Linked DNA regions of Homo sapiens: region 2 is linked to region 1. The links are chromatin loops, found by intact Hi-C in ENCODE. Cell type or tissue: psoas muscle. All regions are shown on one strand. Each heading gives the region's core, and the rest is flanking DNA. Links, peaks and the distances in the headings are about the cores only.

Region 1 (10,184 bases), core at 1,646-9,645:
TTAAAGAGGCCTGTGTGTTATAGGAGATAACTGACTCGAAGTTATGTGGCTACAAGAAGGCAGAGATCATTAAGTATAAGTACAGTTTGTATCATGTCACGGCTTGTGTTATCCACTCAGTAATCATGGCAAAAAAAAGAAGTAGGCAGAGAAGAGATGACTTTATAATTCCAAATCAAATTATCACATCAACAGAGTCTTAAAAGGGAAAAGAAAACAGTAAATGTTTTGCTAACAAAAAAAGCTGGATGATGCTCATGCACATGGATGGCTGTCTTAACAACAACTCACATCACACTTCTATTGTAGATAAATAAAACGGGAAGAGTTGTCATCTTGTATTTTTTGGACTATGTAAAAGAAAAGACACTACCAGAAAAAAAACCTGTTTCTCTTCAAATTCTTCCCCTCGCAATGGCCATCTCCACCCTAAAATTAGAAACCAAGCTAGTAAGAATCAGGGACTGGAATGTAAATATATGCTACCAAAACTCTGACTTTATTAATGCTAAATTACATGTAAATTACTAAATTATAAACATGCTAGTCAAGCCAAAAGATTTGCTTCAATGCCTTGCTCAACTTCCATCTTTTTTTTTGCGGGGGGCAGCGGGATGGAGTCTCGCTCTGTGCTCAGGCTGGAGTGCAGTGGCGTGATCTCGGCTCACTACAACCTCCGCCTCCCGGGTTCAAGCAATTCTCCTGCCTCCACCTCTGAGTAGCTGGGATTACAGGTGCACGCCACAATGTCCGGCTAATTTTTTGCATTTTTAGTAGAGATGGGGTTTCACCATGCTGGCCAGACTGGTCTCGAACTCCTGGCCTCATGATCCACCTGCCTCGGCCACCCAAAGTGCTGGGATTACAGGCGTGAGCCACCATGCCCGACCAATTTCCATCCTTTTAAACAATCTTCATGATATGTTTAAATGCTGCTCCAGAAAGTTCAGTGTAAAGCCAAACCCATGTTACATGGTTATCAAGTATATTTGTTTGCTCAGAAATGTTTGGTGTTCCCAGACATCAGGATCTTACTTTATCACATATTTAGAAACTTTTCCTTCTGTAATTATAAAGCCCTAAACCAATGCTAAGAATGACCACTCATCAAGTATGATTGAAATAATAGGTGATCAAATAAAATTATATGACTAAATGTAAGCTGCAATTTTATTAGGATGTACCAGTCAGGTAGTTTTTATAAATTCATGTTCAAATTAAGAAAACATGAATAATTTAAAGATTAATAAATTTAAAAACAAATTTAGGTGAATGTACATATAACTAACAGGATTTACGATATACCTGTAAAATTATCTAGTTAGCATTTTTGTGTATGTAACATTAATAAAAAGGATTTTTAAAAAACCATACAGTGATTCTGGGATTCCCTGAATTTTCAGCTGCTGCATTTTCTACTCTACATCTGGCAAGTTCTTCTTCCTTTCAGTTTGTGCATTTCCTGTATTCTAAAAAGTAAATAGAAACAGGTCTTTAATTGAGGACATGGTGAGTCTTTGGCTAAGGAAATACAGCCAGAGATAAATACTTGTACTTTGCCCCTATGGGTTGTTTCATAAGGTACAGGGAAACTATTTAGCAATGTATTCCTTATCATTATCATCCAACAAAACAAAAGGTGGCCTTTGTATGGACTCTTTTCTCTCTTGCCTAACTCACTCATTCCCAGTAATTTAGTCTCTCTCTGGTTATAGAACCTATTCAATGCATGCACGCACATTTGAGATAGCTGAAAGAGTTTAAAAAGTAAACCTGGCAGGGCGTGGTGGCTCACACCTGTAATCCCAGCACTTTGGGAGGCCAAGGCAGGCAGATTACCTGAGGTCAGGAGTTCGAGACCAGCCTGGACAACATGGTGAAACCCCGTCTCTACTCAAAATACAAAAATTAGCCAGGCATGGTGGCAGGCACCTGTAATCCCAGCTACTCAGGAGGCTGAGACAGGAAAATTGCTTGAACCCAGGAGGTGGAGGTTGCAGTGAGCTAAGATCACACCACTGTACTCCAGCCTAAGTGGCAGAGTGAGACTCTGTCTCAATAAATAAATAAATAAATAATAAAAAATAAAGTAAACCTGAGAAGTGCTTGGATCTGATTGTATAATTCGAAAACCAAGTCAATACAGAGCCAAGAATAGAAAAAATAACTAGCAATTCCCTATCTTATGTTTTTAAAAATATGTCATATTCTTTCATGCTCTAAAATAAACTACAGGCTCAAAATTTAAGAAATGTTCTTAATTCTGACATTTATTAAAACCAGTTGTACTAGCCTTTTATGCAATTTCAGTCACTTGTCAGAGCTGCATTTGAATAAGCAGTACAAATAAACTATAATCAACACTGATGACTTCATTTTTTCTGGAGTTCTATATCATATGAACAAGAAGATGTTTTCCCTCCTTAATTTATTATTTATCCTAAAAATCACAGAAGGGTCTTTTTTCCTGCAGAGTTCCTTTTTTCCTGGACTAGAAAGTAATTTTAGTTCCTGGGGACTCTCACAGGACAATGGGATAAACACATGAGGCACATTAATAGTCTGCCTACCTCAGGAGCCCTAACTCACCCAATGATTGAAAAAATGTGCAAATGGTATGCTGTGCAACGTGCTGTGACATGAGTATGTCACCCAAATTTAAAAGTTTAAAGCCACCTTATTACTTTTTATAATGAACCGAAAGATGACTATTAATGGATTTTTTTTTTTTTAAACGGAGTTTCACTCTTGTTGTCTAGGCTGGAGTGCAATGGTTTGATCTCAGCTCACTGCGCAACCTCCGCCTCCCAGGTTCAAGCAATTCTCCTGCCTCAGCCTCCCGAGTAGCTGGGATTACAGGCATGAGCCACCACACCCAGCTAATTTTTGTATTTTTAGTAGAGAAGGGGTTTCACCACATTGGCCAGGCTGGTCTTGAACTCCTGACTTCAGGTGATCCACCCTCTTCAGCCTCCCAAAGTGCTGGGATTACAGGTGTGAGCCACTGTGCCCGGCCTAATGGCATTCTTGTTCTACAACATTTCTTCTCTGCAAAGTGGACTGTGGAGTTCTTAACAAGCTCTAGGCCAAGACTAAAGAGATAGCCCTAAATGTCACAGTGAGAATACATCTAATAGTGTCTGATAACCCTCTATCCAAATATTATAGAGATCAAGTAGCCTTGTTAAAATGCCTTCTTACAGAGTTTCAGATTTTTTAAAATATTTTTAATTTCTTCAAATTTTCTTAATAAGTATTTACTAATTTTATCATGAGTAAAACTGTAATAAATTTTATTTTTTAAAAAAACAGAAGTTGGGCCAGATGCGGCGGCTCACACCTATAATCCCAGCACTTTGGGAGGCCCAGGCGGGTGGATCACGAGGTCAGGAGATCGAGACCATCCTGGCTAACACAGTGAAACCCCGTCTCTACTAAAAATATTTTTTAAAAAAAATAGCTGGGTGTGGTGGCGTGTGCCTGTAGTCCCAGCTACTTGGGAGGCTGAGGCAGGAGAATTGCTTGAACCCGGGAGGCAGAGGTTGCAGTGAGCCGAGATCGCGCCACTGCACTCCAGCCTGGGCAACAGAGAGACACTCCGTCTCAAAAACAAACAAACAAACAAACAAACAAACACAAAAACAGAAGTTGATAAATCACATACAGAGATGACCTCACAAGTGTAGAATAGGAGGCCATCGATATGATTTAATTCAGTGGGTGCTCAGCACAATCTCTCTCTCTTAAAAGACTGTCTTTATAGAGCATTCATTTGGATATTACAGGCTTCAAGATTTTCAAATAAAATTTGAGAATCTCTCTGGTGGGTAGGGACTGGGAATATTTCAACAAGATTACCTGATAGTTAGCTGAGAGCAAATATTTGTGAAAATAGGACAGCAGGCAGACAGCAGAGATAAGGGAATAAACTGGAGAGAAAACGAAGGAAGGAAGAGGCTTAAAGGCAAAGACACACATGCTTGTGGCCATATAACCATATATTTATACCATTATTCATTTTCACTAGTCTGACTTACCTGCCTGATATCTGACACTACACACAATACAGATAATATTTTCCCTGGGTGCCATGCATTCTAATCATTCAACATTACCCACCAAAAAATAACTTTTAGAAACTTTTATTAATGGGTTATTCTAGGAAAATATAGATCTGTTTCTTTAGTTCAAAGATTATAAAATTTTGAATTTTTATATAGCTTTCCAATAGTAATAACTAAATTTATACACTGAGTCAAGTCCTCTAAACAACATGCCTTAGTAAAAGCTATATACAAAAAGAGTTACCTCTTGTTTTTCTTGATTTTGATCCACGTTAAGTAAAGTTGGTATCTTAGATGACTCTGTTTTCTTTGACTCCCTCTTCAGCATTTTTATCTGTTTAACTTTTGCAAAAATATACAAAACAATGAAAATTTGTTATTCCTACTTTGAAATTTTACTTTCCTTTCCAAGAATTTCAAATAGAAATCCACTAAGTCAGTTTCTCAGTTTATTACAAAGGAACAAAATAAATTATGAGTTGTAATGGTAAAATATGGTAAATTATTTGTTTTATAACTTTACAAATAGTCTACTAAGTATTAAAATAAGACATTTATTTTATTTTATTTTATTTTATTATTCTCAGTGTAACTGTTAAGTGGATCAGATAATTCCTCTTGAACTGTACAAGGATGATATTCTTGCTATTATATTAATTTTTCACAAGGTGTCACTGTTCTTCAAAGAAACATAACATTTATTCAAGACAAAAGTGCGTTTCATTCTGATATAAATCTTAAGTTCATAAATTTTTTTTTTTTTTGAGATGGAGTCTCACTCTGTCACCCAGGCTGGAGTGCAGTGGCGCGATCTCGGCTCACTGCAACCTCCGCCTCCCGGTTTCAAGTGATTTTCCTGCCTCAGCCTCCCAAGTAGCCGGGATTACAGGCATGAGCCACCATGCCTGGCTAATAGAGATGGGGTTTTGCCATATTGGCCAGGGTGGTCTCAAATTCCTGACCTCAGGTGATCCGCCCACCTTGGCTTCCCAAAGTGCTGGGATTACAGGTGTGAGCCACTGTGCCCAGCCTATAAATCTTATATATTTAATCCTTGGATGCTCAAAATACATATAAAATTTCTGCTACTATATGGGTAAATGATCATGAAGAAACATAGAAAGGCAATTTACCCCAGGTCATATACTAAACAAATTTCTCAAATACTATTCTAACATTTCAACAACATTGAGCTAATAAAAAATTTATCCTTTGCAGCCAGCTGCAATGGCTCACGCCTGTAATCCCAGCACTTTGGGAGGTTGAGACAGGTGGATCACCTGAGGTCAGGAGTTCGAAATCAGCCTGTCCAAAATGGTGGAACCCCCCCCCCGTCTCTACTAAAAATACAAAAATTAGCCAGGCGTGTTGGTGGGCACCTGTAGTCCCAGCTACTCAGGAGGCTAGGCACGAGAATCACTTGAACCTGGGAGGTGGTGGTTGCACTGAGCTGAGATTGCAACACTGCACTCCAGCCTGGGCAGCAGAGTGAGACTCTGTCTTAAATAAATAAATAAATAAATAAATTTTAATAATTTACCTTTTAAAGCTGTCTTAACCTCTCTTTATTTTTCTTTTTAATTAAAAAAAAATTTTTTTTTTTTAGAGACAGGGTCTCATTATGTCATCCTGGAGTGCAGTACAGTGGCGTGATCATGGCTCACTGCAGTCTCAACTTCCTGGGTCAAGCAATCCTCCTACCTCAGCCTCTGGAGTAGCTGGGACTACAGGCACACACCACCACACCAAGCTATTTTATTTTTTGTAGAGACAGGGTTTTGCTATGTTGCCCAGGCTTGTCTCAAACTCCTGGGCCCAAGCAATCCTCCTGCATTGGCCTCCCAAAATGCTGGGATTACACGCCTAAGCCTCTTTAAAATTATCTCCTTAAAATCATACCCCTTATTTGACAATGGGGAGAAAATCTCATCAGCTGAAATGTTTTCCTCACCAATTTACTATTTTCTACCTAAATCACACTATAAAATGTAAGTTATATTATGAAAAAATCTTATAAATGATATCATCATAATTGTAAAGCTATGCAACAAATGTGTACCTTCCATTCCTTTTGTATCTTTTGACTGTATTGTGACAGGCAATTCTGGAAAATGGAATTCTTTCCTGTCAGATCTGGAAAAATTCAGCTTCCTTTTGTTCTCATTTGCCATTTGGTCACTGTGACCTGTTCGCTCATTAAATATACCCTTCTCCATTTGGCTCTAAACAAACAAACAAGAGTTAGTTGAAGAAATGTGTCTAACTATTTGTAGAATGACAATCCTAGAATTGCTAGCCATTTGGATGGTATAAGATAGACATAACAATTAATTTAATAATTAAGAAGATTTAGAATAGAACACTATTGAACATATCAACAGATCAAACTCCAATAAAAGTTTCATAAAGCAAACATTTCTAGCATATTTAATATTCTGAGCATAATAGTCTTGGTCATGAGAACCACAATAATAATAATAATAATAATATTATTATTATTATTATTATTTTGAGTGCATTGGCATGATCATGACTCATTGCAGCGTCAACCCCCTGGGCTCAAGTGATCTTCCCACCTCAGTCTCTTAAGTAACTGGGACTACAGGCACATACCACCATGCCTGGTTAATTTTTAAATTTTTCGTAGAGATGGGGTCTTGTTAGGTTGACTAGGCTGATCTCAAACTCCTGGGCTCAAGTGACCCTTCTGCCTTGGGCTCCCAAAATGCTGGGATTACAAACATGAGCCACTGCATCTGGCCTTATTATTATTATTATTATTATTATTAAGACAGAGTCTTGCTTTGTTGTCCAGGCTGAAATACAGTGGCGCCATTACGGCTGCAGCCTCAACCTCTTGGGCTCAAGCCATAGTCCCATCTTAGCCCCCGAGTCTGAAACCACAGCCACATGCCACCACACACGACTAATTTATTTTATTTCATTTTTTGTACAGACAGGGTCCGTTATGTCGCCCAGGCTGATCTCAAATTCCTGGGATCAAGCAATCCTCCCAGCTCAGTCTCCCAAAATGCTAGGATTACAGGTGAGAGCCACTGTGCCTGGCCAGAACCACAAACTTAACTTTTCATTTTTAATACTATTCACTGCACTCTGACTTTGAACAAATTGCTTCAGTTCATTTTCTTAATAACTTCTTTATCTACCTAGAAAATGATATGCTTTGTAAACACTGGGAAAACCCAAAGGAAAAAATGTATTGCACATCCAGCATCTGGGAAACCTTCTGTGTTACCAGATTTTTGTTCATTTGAAAACAGATGATAAAATCTTGTCTAGATCAATGAACACTCTTCCACAATGTAATGTTTAGTATTCCACTGTATGAATGTACCCTAATGTACTTAGTCATCTGCTTTTGGACAGGTTTGTATTGTTTTCAGTTTTTTGTTATTATAATTAACATTGTGCTTCAATTTTGAATAAATCAATTTCCTATGTAAAAAGTTGTGAGGTCCCATTAGCGATGAATAATGCAAAATAAGCCAAAAACAAAACAAAACAAAAGTTGGGAGGGGGATGAACTACATCGATTATTTTGATTATTTTTTCTAGTGAAAATAAGTTGTGTTTATTTGGCAATTGTTTTTAATCCATAAAGATATTAAAAACATTTTTTGGGAGTGAAAAAAACAAAACTTCTTGTGACTTTCAAAGGTGGAAATCTTAACTTACTCTGCCTAAGTCACATGTTAAATACATAAATTAAGATATATGAACTTAATTAATTGTGATAAATTAAGATATATGAACTTAATTAATTGTGAAAGCACTTAGAAAATAATGGCCTATTTTCAACTCAGGAAGAAAAAAAGAAACTTAAAGCACATTTTTAGAAGTGTTAGAGGCTGGGTGCGTTGGCTCACACCTGTAATCCTAGCACTTTGGGAAGCTGAGGCGGAAGGATCCCTTGAGCTCAGGAGTTTGAGACCAGCCTGGGCAACATAGTGAGACTTTGTCGCTACAAAAAAATGAACAAAATTAGCTGGGCATGGTGGCATGTGCCTGAAGTCTCAGCTACTTGGGAGGCTGAGGTGGGAGCATTGCTTGGGCCCAGGAGGTCGAGGCTGCAGTGAGCTGAGATCGTACCACTGCACTCCAGTCTGGGCAACAGAGAGAGATCCTCTCTCAAAAAAACAAAACAAACAAACAAAAAAGTATTAGAGCCCTAAAGATAGAGAAAAGGAAAAAAGAAGTAATGTTAAAAGAGGCCATATTTTAATGTGTAGCTTCTTGCCTTACTTGAATAGGACCTGGATCCTCTTGCCTGCTATTAGGCATAACTTGTCCAATAGATTGTGAAGAAGTGCGTCTCTTTTTTGCTCTTTCAGTTAACCTATTATTTAAAAATGAATGAGAAGTTACTAAAACTCCCCAGAAATGCTTTTTTTTTTTTTTTTTTTTTTTTGGCAGATTCTCACTCTGTCACCCAGGCTGGAGTGCAGTGTCATGATCTTGGCTCACTGCAACCTCTGTCTCCTGGGTTCAAGTGATTCTCTTGCCTCAGCCTCCCAAGTAGCTGGGATTACTGGTGTGCTCCAACATGCCCAACTAATTTTTGTATTTTTTGTAGAGACAGGGTTTTGCCATGTTGGCCAGGCTGGTCTCGAACTCCTGAGCTAAAGTGATACACTCGCCTTGGCCTCCCAAATTGCTGGGATTACAGGCACGAGCCACCATGCCCGGCCGAAATGCCTTTGTTTTAGCTTCAAGAATGAATAAATTATGGCTTGGAAGTCTACTGTTTGAACACTGAGTACCAAAATGCAATAGTGAGTCCTTACCTACCAATTGCCCTTAGGAGAGAGGTGGTAACAGGGCAGAGAACAATTAGTGCATGTTTACATCAGTGGTGACAGGCATGTTGTGGGGTTACTCCTGCTGGCCTACTTGCTCCCTTCTACCTGTTCTGAATTTGGTTCTCTTAACTATCAGCTTTCTCAATTTATGAACTTACTGTCCAAGACTGACTGGCTTACAACCATTGTTACTGATACCATGGTTTTGGGATCACCTCAAGAACAACTAGGCTCTTGCAGTCTGTAACCTGCTGTACCTTTGGACTGACATGGACATGTCCACTTGCTCACCTCTGCAGACCACTGGGCTTCACAACCTGTGGCCCAAACCAGTCTGCTAGAATCCTCTTGGGCTAATGAACCCAGTCTCCTCCCCTAGAATGACAGTAGCCTCCCTAAATTTTGAAGTGGCCTTACTGCCTTGTTGGACAAACTCTCACCATCCATCACACTGCCCTTGATTAACCAGACTCATGGACCAGTCTCTCAATCTGTATCAGAGGTTAAATCTAAAACTGGCCTAATATGCTATTTTTCTCCCAAAATATTTCACCTTGAAAGGCTATTTGACTTACGAAAGATTATTTTTTTACTATCCTTTCTCCACTTAGAGAATTTGCTATGATACAGAAATAAATATTTTGTTATACCAAGGCACATTGATACCAGAACTTAGGACATACCAACTTTTTTTCTCTTCAAAAATAAAAACATTTTTCAAAGGGTCTTTTTTTTTAATAAGGTTTTTCAAGAAGACATTAGTGAAAATTTAAACATCTATATGGCCAAGAAAAGTTAATTTCTTCTACAGCATCCATAAGAAACACTCAGTAAATGGCCCATTATACAGCTTTAATTTCAATATATTTTCTTCAAGTTCAGTTTACATACAGACACTATGAACACGATTCTTTGAAATACCATTATACAGGAATGTTGTATTATTTAGGTTTCTTCTCTGTTACAGCTCACCTCACACTGGGGTGAAAGAGATTTGAACTGAGATTTGCAGCCATCAAATTACTGTTAGTTAGATTGATGGGTGGCATTGTCACAGAACCTCCGCAATGTGGATTTTCTTTCAAGCCATTACAGTTAGTGCTGGGATTGATAGGGTTTGGTGGTTCAATGGTTACAAGTTTTGTATCTGGAGACATAGGATGAACATTTTCATTTGCATCCTGTTGACCAAGTCCACCTTCATACTCTTTCTTTTTTGGTTCTGAGATATCTCCTCTTCCTCCTTTGACTTTAATAACTCTGACTTTGATCTCCTTGGGCTTTTTCTCTTTTTCTATTT
Region 2 (10,184 bases), core at 981-8,980, 50 kb after region 1:
TAAATTATTTGATGTATCTAAAGCATTTAGAACAGTTTCTGGCAGAAAGTAAGTACCCATTAATATTACATATTATTATAATAACACAATAATAATTTCTAGGAAAGGCACAAGAATTATCCTCCTCCATGTATTCTATTAAATCAGGTATTAAATTACATACTTTTATCTCTTTATGCTCAAGATTGATTATTTATATTTTAGGCTGCTGTTTTATGTTAGACCGAGATCATGCTACTTTTGAAGTAATTCTCCTGTTTCAGCCTCCCGAGTAGCTGGGACTACAGGCGCATGCCACCACGCCTGGCTAAATTTTGCACCTAAAACAGTACAATTTAAAATTATTTGCCAGTCTTCACAAAGAGGGTACCATTTTTCCAGGAAATGGGAAACTCGGCAGTTCCTACTGCAACACTAGCAGAGTAAGGTAAATGATTTCAAATCTTTGCAGAATGTAGAGGCTAAAGATAAACAGAAGAGGGAACTCTGCCGAGGGCATGGCACAGCTTAAAGCAAATATAGATACACACTGAGGGATGTCTGCATAGGTCTTCTGGAGCTGTGTCCATTCAGCCTGTGAGAGCTGAGTGAGCGTAGCAGTAGCAGTAGCCAGCAATGCAGGTACCTAAAGGATCTGTTATGTTACCTTTAAAGGTGTCCCTCTTCTTAGCCCCAACCTAGATGCAGACGGCAGAATGTGTCAGTATTAGGGGTGACAGATATACAAGCACATACCAAGGGATAAAAGAGATACCTAGGAGGCTAGGCACACTGACTCACGCCTGTAATCCTAGCACTTTGGGAGGCCGAGGCAGGTAGATCACCTGAGGTCAGGAGTTCGAAACCAGCCTGACCAATATTGTGAAACCCCGTCTCTACTAAAAATACAAAAATTAGCCAGGAGTGGTGGTGTGCACCTGTAGTCCCAACTACTTGGGAGGCTGAAACAGGAGAATTGCTTGAACCTGGGAGGTGGAGGTTGCAGTGAGCCAAGATTGCACCACTGCATTCCAGCCTGGGTGACAGAGCAACACGCCATCTCAAAAAATAAACAAAAAAAGAGATACCTAGGAAAGGCTGACAGGATCCCAAAATACACATACTTTCCATAAGAAGTATCTTTTAATACTAATTCGGGAGCTCTATACCAGCGTGTGGCCACATAGTCCGTATAAATGTCCCCAGGAGCTGCTAGTGTTCGTGCAAAACCAAAATCACAGAGCTTAGTAATTCCTGACTGGGATACTAAAATATTCTCAGGTTTTATATCTCGATGAATGATCTAAAAAACAAACAGAATACAAAATACATTAAAATGAGATTTCATTATCCAGAATCTCTCAAAAATTATACTGAGAAAATCTAGCTAATTAAGATAGTAAAGCTATTTCCTTACCACATGCAAAGGATTAATTACACAATGCAAATATAGTTATATGTTTTCAATTCTTGCCCCATCCATCACCTCAAAATAAAATGAAGCTAAGAAAACAGACATAATACTAAAAAGGCAAATAACATTCCTGTAAGAAAAACCAAAAGAACTTAATGAGGCTGGGAGTGGTGGTTCATGCATGTAAACCTAGTACTTTGGGAGGCCAAGGCAGGAGGATCACTTGAGGCCAGGAGTTTGAGACCAGCCTGGGTAACAGAGTGAGACCCTGTCTCTAAAAAAAGAAAAAAAAGAAAAAAAAAAAAAGAAAAAAAGAAAGAAAAAAGAAAGAAAGAAAAATAACTTATTGAAATTTTACTTTCCTTTAACCCTATGTCTCACTCCAGTTCCTGCCCTTTCATGTCCTTCACAGCTAAACCTCTTGAGACATTATCTGTACTCAGTCTTCACTTTCTGACCCAGTCACTCAAGATAATGTAACCTTCTCTTTTGTTCCTACATTGCATTAAACTTCTCTAGCCAAAGCCATCTACATTTTTCCTACATCCAGTAGCCACCTCTCCACCCATATCGTACTTGATTTCATAGCATAAAAAAATGCCAACTATTCCTACATTCCTGGTTTCTGAGACCTAAAATGTTCCAAATCTCCTCCTACCTACCTGGCAGCTCCTCTTTCTCTGTCTGTTCCTAAAACATAGGGTCCTTGTCTTAGGCTTTCCTCTCTTCATATGTATCAAGTTTCCTGGTCAATCTCACGTACTCTCTTTTTTGTGGGGTGGGGGAGCCACTTTTGTCACTTGGTTATAGGGACAACACTCTTGGGCTTCTCCCCACTTACTGGCTGCTCCATCTCAATCTGATCAACTCTTTTTAAGAAATTATTTTTTAAAGAGATAGGGTCTTGCTCCATTGCCCAGACCAGAGTGCAAAGGCACAATCAAAGCTCACTGCAGCCTCAAACTCCTGGGCTCAAGCAAGGAGCCTACCACCTGAGACAATCCTACCACCTCAACCTCCTGAGTAGCTAGGACTATAAGCGCGTGTCTGTAGTCCTACAGCCTACAGTATTAGGACTACTGGCTAATTAAAAAATTTTTTTTGTAGAGACAGGGTCTGGTTATGTTGCTCAGGCTGATCATGAGTGCTGGGCTCAAGTGATCTTCCCACCTCAGCCTTCCAAAGTGCTAGGATTATAGGTGTGAGCCACCACACCCGGCCTGAATTATTTTTTAACATTGTTAATTTTAATTGATAAATTAAAATTGTATATATCATGTACATGTTGTTTTAAAATATGTATACATTGTAAAATTAGTTAAATCAAGCTAATTAACATTACATCACATACTTATTTTGTGGTGAGAACACTTAAATTCTACTCTCAGCAATTTTCAAGAATACAATCATTGTTATTAACTAGTTACCATTTTGTATAATAGATCTCTTGAACTTATTCCTTCTTTCTAACTGAATTTTTGTATCCCTTGACCAACATCTCCCCAACCACCCCCACTCTAGCCCCTGGTAACTACCATTCTACTCTCTACTTCTATGAGTTGCACTTTTATAGATTCTGTATGTAAGTAAGATCATGCGGTATTTGTCCTCTGTATGACTTATTTCACTTACCATAACGTCCTCCAGGTTTATCCACATCATCACAAATGATTTCCTTCTATTTTTATGGCTGAATAGTGCTCCATTGTGTATACATACTACATTTCCTTTACGCATTCATCCTTAATGGACACTTAGGTTGATTTTTTTTTTTTTTTTTGAGACAGAGTTTTGCTCTGTCGCCCAGGCTAGAGTGCAGTGGCACGATCGCAGCTCACTGCAACCTCTGACTCCTGGGTTCAAGAAATTCTCCTGCCTTAGCCTCCTGAGTAGCTGGGATTACAGGGACATGCCACCACGCCCGGCTAATTTTTGTATTTTTAGTGGAGATGGGGTTTCACCAGGTTGTCCAGGCTGGTCTCAAACTCCTGACCTCAAGTGATTCACCTGCCTCAGCCTCCCAAAATGCTGGGATTACATGTGTGAGCCACTGCACCCAGCAACCTTTGCCCATTTTTTATTTATTTTTTTAAAGACACATGGTTTTGCCATGTTGCCTGGTCTGGTCTTGAACTCCTGGACTCAAGCTATCCTCCCACCTTGGCCTCCCAAAGTGCTGGGATTACAGGCATCAGCCACTGTACCTGGTCCTTTGCCCAATTTTTAATCAGGTTATTTGTTTTCTTACTATTGATTTATTTGAGTTCCTTATATATTCTAGATATTAACCTCTTATTAGATGTATGGTTTGCAAGCATTTTCTCTAATTCTGTGGGTTCTCTCTTCTCTCTATTGTTTCCTTGGATATGCAGAAGTTTTTTTGTTTAATGTAATCCCATTTATCTATGTTTGCTTCTGTTGCCTGTGCTTTTGGGTTCATATCTAAAAAATAATTGCCCAGATCCAATGTCATAGAACTTTTCCCACGTTTTCTTCTAGTAGTTTAACAGTTTCAGATCTTACAATTAAATCTTTATTTTTAGTTGATTTTTGTAGATGATTCATCTATTCTTATAGCTTTAGTAACTGTCCATATACTACTGATAATTTCAACATTTCTACGTCTAACAGATATTTCTCCTGGTTTCCACAAGAAGTGAAAGTCCACAATAAATCCCACAAAACTAAGTACAGGCCCTTTAAATTCAGCAAATCTAAAACTAAAAGCGTCTTCTTCTCCCCCAAACCTACTGCTTCTCAACAATCTTCTATTCCAGTGAATGGAACCACCACTTACTCCATAACGCAAGCCAGAAACCAAGGGCATTTTTCTCCCTCCCCACACTCCCTTAACCTAACTACTGCTCTTCCTAGTTCAGGTCTCCCCAGCTGTCTCACAAAATTAATACACAAGTCTATCAACTTGTCTCCCTGAATTCACATTCGTGCTCTCCAATTCAGTCTCCACAATGAAGTCACAGTACTATTTTAAAATCAGATGTGTGATCATGTCACTTTTTTTTTTTTTTTTTGAGACAGAGTCTCGCTTTGTCACCAGGCTGGAGTGCAGTGGCGCAATCTCGGCTCACTGCAACCTCTGGCTCCCGGGTTCAAGCTATTCTCCTGCCTCAGTCTCCTGAGTAGCTAGGACTACAGGACTACGGGCATGCGCCACCATGCCCAGCTAATTTTTGTATTTTTAGTAGAGATGGGGTTTCACCATGTTGGCCAGGATGGTCTCGATCTCTTGACCTTGTGATCCGCCCGCCTCGGCCTCCCAAAGTGCTGGGATTACAGGCGTGAGCCACCGTGCCTAGCCTGATCATGTCACTTCTTTGCTTCAAGGATTCCTCATCCTGCAGGATAAATTTTAAACTCCCTGAAATGGCTTATAAGGCCTTGTGAGATTCGGCCCCTACTTACCCTATTAACCTCCTTTCCCTAGCCTATAGAATATTAGTTTCCCGATTTGCCAGGGTTTGTCTAATCTCTATGCATTTGTTGATGCTGCTCCAACTGCCTGGCCAAGCCAGCTATTTCCTCAGGACTCAGCTTATATGTTAGTATTAGATGCTCCTTCTATATGTTCACATCAATCTGCACTTCCCCCTTCATAGCATCTGTCATGCAGTACTGTTGTCTGTTTACTTGTCTGAAACCCCCACTAAACCATAAGCTCCGTGAGGGCAATATACACAACTGTCTTGTTCAATTAATATCTCGTGCTCAGTATAGTGCCTAGAACAAAGAGAAGGCATTTAAAAATTTTATCAAGTGAATTATAGAAGCACATACTCATCACCTGTAAAGTATCACAGCACAAGTAGAAATGTCTCAGTGACAGAAATCTGGGATCTTTCCTTGTTTATACAACTTACTACCATAAATCTTTGAGACTGGCTCTTGTTTTGACTCAGTCTCCCTCCATAAATAGCCAAAAAATTAATTTAGGGTAAGCCTTTCTAATTGAGCCACTTTAAAGTTGCCATCTGTCAAAATATATAAATCCTTTTTAACTACCACAATTTTAATTGAGGGCCTACTATATGCCAGGCACTATTCCAAGACCTAAGGATATAATGTGAACAAAAACAGACATTAAAAAGCACATTAAGATACCGCTTCAGGAGCCGGGCGCGGTGGCTCACGCCTGTAATCCCAGCACTTGGGAAGGCTGAGGCAGGTGGATCATGAGGTCAGGAGATCGAGACCATCCTGGCCAACATGGTGAAACCCCGTCTCTACTAAAAATACAAAAATTAGCCGGACATGGTGGCATGTGCCTATAGTCCCAGCTACTCACGAGGCTGAGGCAGGAGAATCGCTTGAACCCAGGAGGCGGAGGTTGCAGTGAGCTGAGATCGTGCCACTGCACTCCAGCCTGGTGACAGAGTGAGACTCCGTCTCAAAAAAAAAAAAATAGATACCACTTCAGGCTGGGCATGATAGCTCATGCCTATAATCCCAGCACTTTGGAAAACGGAGGCAGGAAGATCACTTGAACTCAGGAGTTTGAGACAAGCCTGGGCAACATGGTGAGACCTTGGCACTACTAAAAATTAAAAAAAAAAGTTAGCCCAGCTACTCAGGAGGCTGAGGCAGGAAAATTGCTTGAACCTGGGAGGCGGAGGTTGCAGTGAGCTAAGATCATGCCAATACACTCCAGCCTGAGCGACGGAGCAAGACTCTGTCTCAGGAAAAAAAAAAAAAAAAAAAAACAGATATAGTTCTTTACCATCACAGAACTCACAGTCAGTTGTAAGAGAAACACCTTACTTCATATAATCACACAAATATAAAATAACACAAGTGCTACAAAGGAAAGGAACATAGCATTATAACTTGAATGGAGACATCCCTGGGGAAAATTCCACTTTTACTAAGATCTGAGGGATGAGCAGAAGTAAACTAGGAAAGAGTGGAAGAAAGATAAATCCAGGAAGATAGACTAGTATGTGCAAAGGTATTGTGTTAAGAGGAAGTATGGTAAGAAAGGTATTTATTGAAAAGTTATATCGCAATTCTGAGATGATTTAAGATGAACTTTGATTATAAATTTCTTTTATAAACAGCAATTAAAGTTTTGATAATCTTTCTCTGTCATTTTCCTCTTCTAATCCCCTAATTCCATTTAACAAATTATGCATGCATATACACACGTGTATACATATCCATAAATATATGTTATCTGACTGCTTCCCAAACACAATAACACTTTTCTCATTCTGCGGTATTTCCTAAGCACAGGCCTTAAGAATTAAAGCTAAGCCGCTCCATACTAAGCTGCTGTGGAGACATGGCATGGTAGAAAGGAAAGCGTATGGACTGTGGAAGGAATCTAGTCCCCGCTTCCATCACTCATTAACTGTATTACAGCAGTCTCCAACCTTTTTGGCACCAGGAACTGGTTTTATGGAAGACAGTTTTTCTATGGACCAGGCTGGGGGATGGTTTCAGGATGCTTCAAGTGCATTACATTTATAGTGCACTTTACTTCTATTATTGTTACATTATACTATACAATGAAATCATTATACAACTTACCATAATGTAGAATCAGTGGGAGCCCTGAGCTTGTTTTCCTGCAACCAGATGGTCCTAACTGGGGGTTATGAGAGACAGTGACAGATTATCAGGCATTAGGTTCTCACAAGGAGTGCACAACCTAGATCCCTTGCATGCACAGTTCAGAGTAGGGTTCGCACTCCTATAAGAATTTAATGCCTCTGCTGATCTGATAGGAGGCAGAGCTCAGGTGGTAATGCGAGCAATGCAAAGTGGCTGTAAATACAGATGAAGCTTTGCCTGCTCGCCCACCACTCATCTACTGTGTGGCCTGATTCCTAACAGGCCACAGAATGGTATTGGTTGTGGCCCAGGGGTTGGGGACCCCTCCTGTATGGCATTGGGAAATTCACTTATTAACCTGTGAATTTATTTGGTTACTATTTAAAAACTCTCATTGGTGGCTCATGCCTGTAATCCCAGCACTTTGGAGCCCAAGGCAGGTAGATCAGTTGAGGTCAGCATTTCAAGACCAAAGTTAGTCAGCCTGGCTAACGTGGTGAAACCCCGACTCTACTAAAAATACAAAAATTAGGTGGGTGTGGTGGTGGGCACCTATAATCCCAGCTACTCAGGAGGCTGAGGCAGGAAAATTGCTTGAACCTGGGAGGTGGAGGTTGCAGTGAACCAAGATCATGCCACTGCACTCCAGCCTGAGTGACAGAGTGAAACTCCATCTCAAAAATAAATAAATAAAATAAAAATAAAATAAAAACTCTTATCTCACAATCAAATGGTTAGTTTTGTTTTACATCAAAAGCATTTAGCTCCACGTGGATGAGGGCAACAGCGGGCCATCCTTGGGAGTATCGTATTACTGGTATTTAGTCAGAAATTATCCTATTGACTTTCTTGCCCATCCTATGCTGTACTACTATATCGTTTGTGCCACGAAACTTAGCACTTCATCATCTACACTTTTATACTTATTGTACCATCTGTCTAAGCCTATTTTCTCAACTATAGTCTTTGAAGGCAAAATATCTACTTATTTTGTATCCCCAATATTATTTAGTATGGGTCTATCCAAACACACTGATTATTGTTTTAAGAAAATGTAAGCCGGGCGCGGTGGCTCACGCCTGTAATCCCAGCACTTTGGGAGGCTAAGGTGGGCGGATCACGAGGTCAGGAGTTTGATATCAGCCTGACCAACACGGTGAAACCCCGTCTCTACTAAAAATACAAAAATTAGCCGGGCATGATGGCACGCACCTGTAAACCCAGTTACTTGGGAGGCTGAGGCAGGAGAATCACTTGAACCCAGGAGAAGGAGGCTGCAGTGAGATCACGCCATTGCACTCCAGCCTGGGCTACAGAGCAAGACTCTGTCTCAAAATAAAATAAAATAAAATAAAATAAAATAAAAATACAAAAATTAGCCGGGCCTGGTGGCAGGAGCCTGTAATCCCAGCTACTCAGGAGGGTGAAGCAGGAAGAATCGCTTGAACCCAGAAGGCGGAAGTTGCAGTGAGCCGAGATCCTGCCATTGTACTCCAGCCTGGGTGACAGAGAGAGACTCTGTCTCAAAAAAAAATACTGTAATAACCTCTGACTTCACCCTTTGTTTTCATCCCTCTCATATCTAATTACTTCCCAAGTCCTGTGATTTTCCTTTTGAAATATTTCCATCCTATCCCTCTGCCATCCTTCCTCTCCTTCCCATTGCTACTTAGTCCAAACCGTTACCACCCACACATCTAGATTGTCACAACAGCTACCTGTCTGATCTCTCTGGGTCTCTATCTACTCATATCTTCTACTCATGTTAAAATAAAATTAGATTTTGTTTTCATCCAGTCACAGCAATGCTCAAGAACCTTCAATGGGCTGGATGTGGTGGCATGTGCCTGTAGTCCTAGCAACTTGGGAGGCTGAGGCAGGAGGATCACTTGAGCCCAGAAGTTGGAGGCTGCAGTGAGCTATGATCATGCTACTGCACTCCCATCTGGGCAACAAAGCAAGATCCTGTCTCAAGAAAAACAAAAATAAAAAAACAACAAAATCTTCAGTAGTTTCCCAGGATCTTCAGGAAAGAGTCCACCCTCCTGTGGGTAAATTTCAAGGTTCTGGAAAATCTCTCCCCTGTGAACCTGTGTAATCTTATCTTCCTCTATCTGTTGTTCCCTGTAACCTGACTTAACAGCACTCTCTGAAGTCCCCTGCTCCGGTCTACTTCTATTTTCACAATGGTACCCCACCTGAATGCATTTTCTCCTCTACTCCAACAAAATCCTAGCTACAGTTCAAAATTCTACTTACTTTAGTTTTACCTCATCTTGGAAGTCTTCTACTGTCAGTTTAGCCCAGACTGAGATCTCCTTTTATTCAAGAAACATTTTTAGAGTCTAATATAGACAAGGCTCTAAACAGATACAAAGATAACACCACTATTCTTGACTCCCTACCAGCTTTCTTTTCTTTTCCTTTTTTTTCTTTTCTTTCCTTAACACAACTATTAATATTCCTCACTCCAAACCAGCTTGCTATATTTATTTATTTATTTATTTATTTTATTTACTTACTTACAGAATCTTGCTCTGTCAACCAGGATGCAGTGGTGCAATCATAGCTTACTGCAGCCTTGACCTCCCAGGCTCAAACAATCCTCCTACCTCGGCCTCACAAGTAGCCGGGAGTACAGGATTGTGCACGATGCCTGATGCCCAGCTAATTTATTTTTTATTTTTAGTAGAGACAAGGTCTTGCTATGTTGCCCAGGCTGGGCTTGAACTTTTGAGCTCAAGTGATCCTCCTGCCTCAGCCTCTCAAAATGCTGAGATTAGAGGTGTGAGCTACTATAGCCAGCCTACCAGCACTATCTACTGAGCACTTAAAATGTGCCTGACACAGTTTAAATGCTTTATACCTAGTACCTAATTTGATCTTTTAAAAAATCTGTGCCAGGTGCAGTAGCTCACACCTGTAATCCAGCATTTTGGGAGGCTGAGGCGGGCAAATCACTTGAGCCCAGGAGTTTGAGACCAGCCTGGGTAACATGGGAAAACCCCATCTCTACAAAATATTGGCCAGGTGTGGTGGTTGATTGAGGAGGAGCACCGTCATCTCGGACAAACACCGAGATGTTTTAAGGAGAGGCAGGAGAATTGCTTGAACCCAGGAGGCAGAGGTTGCAGTGAGCCAAGATCATGCCATTGTACTCCAGCCTGGGCAACGAGAGCAAAACTCCATCTCAAAAACCAACCAACCAACCAAACAAAAAACC

Evidence for each region. A loop is a pair of places that touch in the nucleus more often than their neighbours do. Peaks named below come from ENCODE experiments on the same cell type or tissue, not always from the same donor. Only the 100,000 strongest peaks of a DNase experiment are listed, where the experiment ranks them.
Region 2: it touches region 1 in a loop (1.8-fold over the local background); 9 of 110 quality-filtered maps call a loop at or near these places.

What each region holds. Positions count from the first base shown.
Region 1 is chr5:134,298,282-134,308,465 of GRCh38, forward strand. It overlaps CDKL3 (cyclin dependent kinase like 3), which reads right to left. Exons shown (of 13, transcript NM_001113575.2): 9 at 9,857-10,184; 10 at 8,328-8,421; 11 at 6,124-6,286; 12 at 4,309-4,406; 13 at 143-429. The coding sequence ends at 370. Among named protein-coding and RNA genes, the nearest start is that of CDKL3, 64 kb to the right of the region's middle. In psoas muscle, for the core only: a CTCF peak has its summit at 4,731 (motif pointing right); no DNase peak of the experiment used is centred there; H3K4me3 peaks cover 331 bases.
Region 2 is chr5:134,349,146-134,359,329 of GRCh38, forward strand. CDKL3 (cyclin dependent kinase like 3) reads right to left here. Exons shown (of 13, transcript NM_001113575.2): 4 at 1,104-1,282. Among named protein-coding and RNA genes, the nearest start is that of CDKL3, 13 kb to the right of the region's middle. In psoas muscle, for the core only: no CTCF peak of the experiment used is centred there; no DNase peak of the experiment used is centred there; H3K27ac peaks cover 1,255 bases.